Linked DNA regions of Homo sapiens: region 2 is linked to region 1. A link is a contact called in ENCODE Hi-C or POLR2A ChIA-PET data. All regions are on one chromosome and are shown on one strand. The core of a region is the stretch at or near the end of the contact, and the rest is flanking DNA. Distances in the headings are between cores, read along the strand shown.

Region 1 (3,272 bases), core at 378-2,877:
AGTTTCCTCCTGTGAATGTATCTTTCTTTTGCTATTTTTCTTTTTTTTCCCCCTTAGGGTCTTGCTCTGTTGCCCAGGCTGGAGTGCGGTGGCTTAATCTCAGCTCACTGCAACCTTCATCTCCTGGGCTCACATGATCCTCCCACCTCAGCTTCCGAGGTAGCTGGGACTACAGGAGTGTGCCACCACGCCTGGCTAATTTTTGTGTTTTTTTGTAGAGACAGGGTTTCACCATGTTTCCTAGGCTGTTTTGCTGTTTTTCTATAGGGTGTTGGTTTTTATAGGTTTTGGTTTTTTGTATGGATTTGTGTGAGTTCTTTTTATTTATATATTTGGATATTCTTTGTTAGAATTGCACATATGTTTTTTGTTTTTTCTTTAATATTATGTGTGTTGCGGGGAGGAGGATTGAGTTTATTTGACTAGGAAGGGATAAAAATACATTCCTGACTGGAGACTGTACTCAGAGATTGGTCTTGGTGTATACCCCTGATTTCTAAGATGAATGTTACTGAGAATTGACAATTTTTTTTGTTGATTGTTGTGTTTCCACTAAGTTATTCATCTCATTTTGGCCTGCTATTAGCTAGTTGACCCAAATCACAGTGCTGGATGACTTGAAAAGCTCTGATTTAATTTTTGCCTAGTATATAGTTATAGTAGCATATAGGTTAAAGGTTAAAGTTACAGCTTTGATCCTATAATGGTCAGTTAGTTTCCCACGAAAGGTTAAAATGCTATAGACTAAAACTAACAGCTGTCTTAGGGATTTGCCACTCCTTATAAGGCAATGGGTAGTGTGTGGATAGGGAGGTACAACTTGTCATCACTAACAAAACCCTCGAAAGAATGATCTATCCAGGTTGCTTACTCTGTGCCAGGCTAGTTTTAACACACATCAAATCATTTGACCCTCACAACAGTCATATGATGTAAAGTTACTATCTCCATTTTCCAGATGAGGAAACAGAGGCATTGAGAGGCTTAGTCTTATGGTTGAACCTAATAACTTGCCGTGGTAATCCAGTCCGAGAGGCCCTCAGCTGTAAGAGGCACCTTTATTTTATGTTTCAGTAAGAAAGGAAAAGGATCAACAAGATAGACTGTTAATTTTAAGTATTATAAGAATTCTGATTTATAAGTATAATCAGAATTCAATTTAGTGTATTTTAGAGAGGGTCAGCCAGAATCCTCTTTAAGAGAAAACACTTAGGCTGGGTGCAGTTGCTCACTCCTGTAATCCCAGCACTTTGGGAGGCTGAGGCAGGTGGATCTCCCAAGGTCAGGAATTCAAGATCAGCCTGGCCAAAATGGTGAAACCCTGTCTCTACTAAAAATACAAAAAATTAGCCAGGCTATAATCCCAGCATTTTGGGAGGCTGAGGCGCGAGAATTGCCTGAACCTGGGAGGTGGAGCTACAGTGAGCCGAGATCGTGCCACTGCACTCCAGCCTGGGTGACAGAGCAATATTCCATCTCAAAAAAAAAAAAAAAAAAAAAAGGAAAAGAAAAAACACTTAGGAGCAAGACTTTATTGGATCCATTGATTAGTTGTTTCCATGTGGCCCCAGGTGTTGGGGAATTTTATGTTTCGGGTTGCCAGAGCCAACTTGTAGTCCAGTTACATTCCTCTTCTTCCTGGCAGTGAGAACACCGGTGAAATGGGAGGTGGTTAGCTTGGTTGCCTGGGGACAAATTGGACTGAGTTGCTTTATTCCTGCATGTATGTTGAAATAGTCATCTTCACAACTTAGAATATAGTTGGAGTTTTTTTTAGAAGAGCCATTTATTTTGATGGTGTGACTGAAGGCTATACATACAGTCATGTATTGCAAAACAAATGTCATTTTGGTCAAGGACAGTGGTCCCATAAGATTATAATGGAACTAAAAAATTTCTGTCGCCTAGTAACTTCACCTTGTCTATAGTGCAACAGCGTGTAGCATTACTTAGGTGTTTGTGTGGTGTTGGTGTAAACAAACCTACTGCACTGCCAGTCTTACAAAATCTAGCACATGGAGTTATGTATAGTACATAGTACTTGGTAATGACAATAACTGTATTACTGGTTTGTGGATTTACTATGCTATACTTTGTATGGTTATTTTAGAGTGTATTCCTACTTATAAAAATTATCAGTTTGCTGTAAAACAGCCTCAGGCAGGTCCTTCAGGAGGTATTCCAGAAGGAAGGCATTGTTACTCTAGAATATGACACCTCCATGGGTCTTATTGCCTCTGAAGACCTTCCAGTGGGACAAGGAAGGTATGGAGTTGGAAGATGGTGATATTGATGATCCTGACTGTAGGCTAGGCCAATGTGTGTGTCTTTGTGGTTTTTTTTGTTTTTGTTTTTGAAATGGAGTCTCGCTCTGTTGCACAGGCTGGAGTCCAGTGGCATGATCTCGGCTCACTGCAACCTCTGCTTCCCTGCTTCCAGTGATTCTCCTGCCTCAGCCTCGTGAATAGCTGGGATTACAGGTGCGCGCCACCATGCCTGGCTAATTTTTGTATTTTTAGTAGAAATAGGGTTTCATCATATTGGGCAGGCTGGCCTTGAACTCCCGACCTCAAGTGATCTGCCTGCTTCGGCCTCCGAAAGTGCTGGGATTACAGGCATGAGCCACCGTGCCCGGCCTAATTTTTGTATTTTTAGTAGAGACGGGGTTTTGCCATGTTGGCCAGGCTGGTCTTGAACTCCTGACCTCAGGTGATTTGCCTGTCTTGGCCTCCCACAGTGCTGGGATTACAGGTGTGAGCCACTGCACCTGACTGTATTTACACCCATACTCTCCCTGAAGGTTGTAGTTCCTGCCCTGCTTTACTTTTACTGGCATAGAAGCTGCTGGGCTTGGTGTTCTGCTTTCAAACTTAGCGTGGATATAGGGAGTTCAGCGGGGAGGAAGAGAAGAGTAGGTGCTTAACTAGTTTTGATCTTACTCAGTACCAGAGAGTGTTCTGGGAGCTAGTGGTGTCATGTATGTCTGATTTCTTTGAGGGTGGTAGCGTAGTTTTTTGAACCACCAAATCAGGTTTTAAGTTTTTTTTTTTTTTTTGGAGGGGAGATAGGGTCTCACCCTGTCCCCCAGGCTGGAGTGCAGTGGCGGGAACATGGCCCACTGCATGCAGCCTTGACTTCTTGGGCACCAGTGATCCTCCTGCCTCAGCCTCCCAGGTAGCTGGGATTACAGGTGTGAGGCACTGCACCTGGCTGTTAAGTATTATCTAGTATAAACTCGTCAGAGCTAAATAGGGGCTGAATTTTCTAAGAAT
Region 2 (3,272 bases), core at 538-3,037, 430 kb after region 1:
TTAGAAGAATCTGGTTCTTTTAAAAAAGAGGCAAAGAAAGTTTGAGGAGCATAGTTTGGATAACAATGGCTTCACTCATTTTAAATGTTATTTATTTCAGCCTCAACAATTAAATGTGTTCAGGTGGCCAGGCACAGTGGCTTATGCCTGTAATCTCAGCACTTTGGGAGACCAAGGTGTGTGGATCACCCGAGGTCAGGAGATCAAGACCAGCCTGGCCAACATGGTGAAACCCCATCTCTGCTAAAAATATAAAAATTAGCTGAGTGTGGTGGTGCACGCCTGTAGTCCCAGCTACTTGGGCGGCTGAGGCGGGAGGATCACTTCGACCTGGGAGGTGGAGGTTGCAGTGAGCCCAGATCCCATCACTGCACTCCAGCCTGGGTGACAGAGGGAGGCTCCATCTCAAAAAAAAGTGTTCAGGGCTGGCTCACACCTATAATCCCAGCACTGTGGGAGCTGAGACAGGTAGATCACTTACGCCTAGATGTTCCAGACCAGCCTAGGCAACATGGCGAAAGCCCGTCTCTACAAAAAAATTCACAAAAATTAGGTCAGTGTGGTGGCATGCACCTACAGTCCCAGCTACTCGAGAGGCTGAGACGGGAGGATGGCTTGAGCCCAGGAGGTGGGAATTGCAGTGAGGCAAGACTGAGCCATTGCACTCCAGCCTGGGTGACACGGTGGCACCCTGTCTCTACACACACACAAAAGTGTTCAGATTGGCTGCCAGACTACCCACCTCCAATATGTCACATATCCAACTGAACCTAAGCATTTCTGAGTTACTTTTTTTTTAATTAAAAAAAATATTTTATGCTGATATTTTTCAGTATTATAAAAACGCCGGCATGAAGGAAATGAAATAAAAAAAGTACATGACCCAGACACCAAGCAGAGAAAGATGGCCAGTGTGCTCCTGTATCGTCATCTTTGGCTCACCATCCCCACGTAAACGCAGTAATAAACAGGAAGGAAGGATGTTTTCACAGAAGACTTGAAAATGTTCTTCTGATTTCATGAAAGTAATTGGTAAGCCAGGAAAACTACCCTTTTCACCAGATGCCTAGAGATGAGACACTAAAATCAACAAATGAAAGAGCTTTCCAAATAATCAATAAAACTTTACGGCAAAGTCAGCAAATGTTTAACATTTTGCAAAAGGACATCTAGCTTTGTGCAGTCTGCATTTCCTTTCACAAGCTACAAGAGCTGTCAAAAATGCTTCTCCTTAAACAAACGCTGCAGTAAAAATACAAGATTTATACTACCAGGGTTTATTTGATTATGAAAATTGTACTTTTCCAGAACGTCTGGCGATTTCCAATTTGGGATGAGCCTGGTATTTCTCTACAGGCGCCCACACGCAGGCCTTTCCCCAGTGCTCTCAGCAGGAAGGGCCTGGGGCTCCCAACAGCACCAAGGCCCAGCCTCTGTGCAGCCTGATGTGCAGGTAGAATGCCCAACCCGTCTGGCTTCTAAGGGCTGGATTCCGGAAACCAACTAAAAAGCTGATGTACCAGAGACTACAGCATCACTCACATGGGTGGACAAGTATCAACTAATTTTTCTGAACTTCAATTAAAAAATCAAAAAGCTTAAGATCACATTTTAAAAAGTTGAGTCCTCACTAATTGTCAACTCCAAAGTGTCTCCAGTGAACAACTACTATAAGACCTGCCTTCTATTATTATTATTATTATTTTTTTTTTTTTAAGAAAAATGCCACAAGCCCAGGGCATCCTCACCCAGCAAGCAGCAGAGGGAGCCAAGAGCACCAGCCGGCGGCCAGCCTTGTGGCCTCAGGGCAGCGGCAGGTGTTTCTGATATGAAGGCCTGGAGAAGCAACACGTATTTCATTCACTTCTCCTTGTCCCCCTCTGCTGTCTCAGAGTGACAGATCCAACCTCTCATGCCCACCCACGAGGACCAAGGAGAAGGGAGGTAATAACGCACTTCTCGGCCTCTCTGCAACCCCGCGTGGGTGCACACTTGGGCCTCAGGCCTCACCAGCTCCTGACTGGAATATACTTTACCACTGCAACATCTGAAATGAAATCAGAAATGCCTATTTTTTTTTACATCGATTGAACCCCCAAATAGTTTATTTCCCACAAAATATACTGGGCCAATAGTATAGGAATGATCTGTCAAATGCCAAATTTGTCCAGCTAGGAAAACACTAGAAACCAGTTAAAACTTTTGAACAGGACAGGACAAATGCCAATTCTTCCACAAATAAACTGCAAAAAAAAAAAAAAAAAAAAAGGAGAGAGAAAGAGCTTACAGATTAAAAGAGATTAAGGAGGTGTACAATCCAAATGCCTATAAAACAAATCCACTTTTTTTTTTTTTTTTTTTTGAGACGGAGTCTCGCTCTGTTACTCAGTCTGGAGTGCAGTGGTGTGATCTAGGCTCATTGCGACCTCTGCCTCCCGGGTTCAAGCAATTCTCCTGCCCCAGCCTCCTGAGTAGCTGGGATTACAGGCATGCAGCACCACGCCTGGCTAATTTTTATATTTTAGTAGTTTCATCATGTTACCCAGGCTGGTCTCGAACTCCTGATGATCCACCTGCCTCAGCCTCCCAAAGTGCTAGGATTACAGGCATAATCCACCGTGCCCGGCCACAAATCCACTTTTTTTAAAAAAAAAAAAAAAGGAAATTTAAACAATGACTATTTTATGATATTGAGAAATTACTGTTATTTTTTAATGTCATATTATTATGGCTATGTTTTTAAAGAAAACCCTCATCTTCTTGAGACACACACTGAAATATTTACAAATGAGATGACAGATTTCTGGGATTTTCCTAAAATAATCCTTTTTGGGGAAAGGGAATAAAAGTGAAATACAACTGACTGTGAGTTGATAACTGTTGAAACTGGTGGTTCATTATTCTATATGCTCTACCTCTTTTTGTTTTATTTTTGTTTTTTTGTTTGTTTTGAGACGGAGTATCGCTCTGTCACCCAGGCTGGAGTGCAGTGGCGCCATCTCTGCTCACTGCAAGCCCCGCCTTCTGGGTTCACGCCATTCTCCTGCCTCAGCCTCCCAAGTAGCTGGGACTACAGGCGCCCACCACCATGCCCAGCTAATTTTTTTGTATTTTTAGTAGAGACGGGGTTTCACTGTGTTAGCCAGGATGGTCTCTATCTCCTGACCTCATGATCCACCCACCTCGGCCTCCCAAAGTGCTGGGATTACAGGTGTAAGCCACCGCACCCAGCTGCTCTACTTCTAAAGGTATCTGAAATTTCCTATTTGAAA

The links. Hi-C counts contacts between places; a loop is a spot of excess contacts on that map. ChIA-PET counts read pairs that join two places held with the same protein, here RNA polymerase II (POLR2A). Pooled maps may share reads with other maps.
Region 2: POLR2A ChIA-PET joins it to region 1 with 17 read pairs in A673. The contact joins two enhancer-like sites. A Hi-C loop is called at or near these places in 2 of 50 pooled maps. POLR2A ChIA-PET finds 5 or more read pairs at or near these places in 2 of 52 experiments (A673 and WTC11).

What each region holds. Positions count from the first base shown.
Region 1 is chr14:102,603,589-102,606,860 of GRCh38, forward strand. The region is part of intron 2 of RCOR1 (REST corepressor 1); the gene reads left to right. Among named protein-coding and RNA genes, the nearest start is that of RCOR1, 13 kb to the left of the region's middle. Within about 2 kb of position 1,628, at least 2 of the 41 ENCODE cell types and tissues checked have a DNase peak (open chromatin) inside an H3K27ac peak, as active enhancers do.
Region 2 is chr14:103,030,289-103,033,560 of GRCh38, forward strand. The region is part of intron 1 of CDC42BPB (CDC42 binding protein kinase beta); the gene reads right to left. Among named protein-coding and RNA genes, the nearest start is that of CDC42BPB, 26 kb to the right of the region's middle. Within about 2 kb of position 1,788, at least 11 of the 41 ENCODE cell types and tissues checked have a DNase peak (open chromatin) inside an H3K27ac peak, as active enhancers do.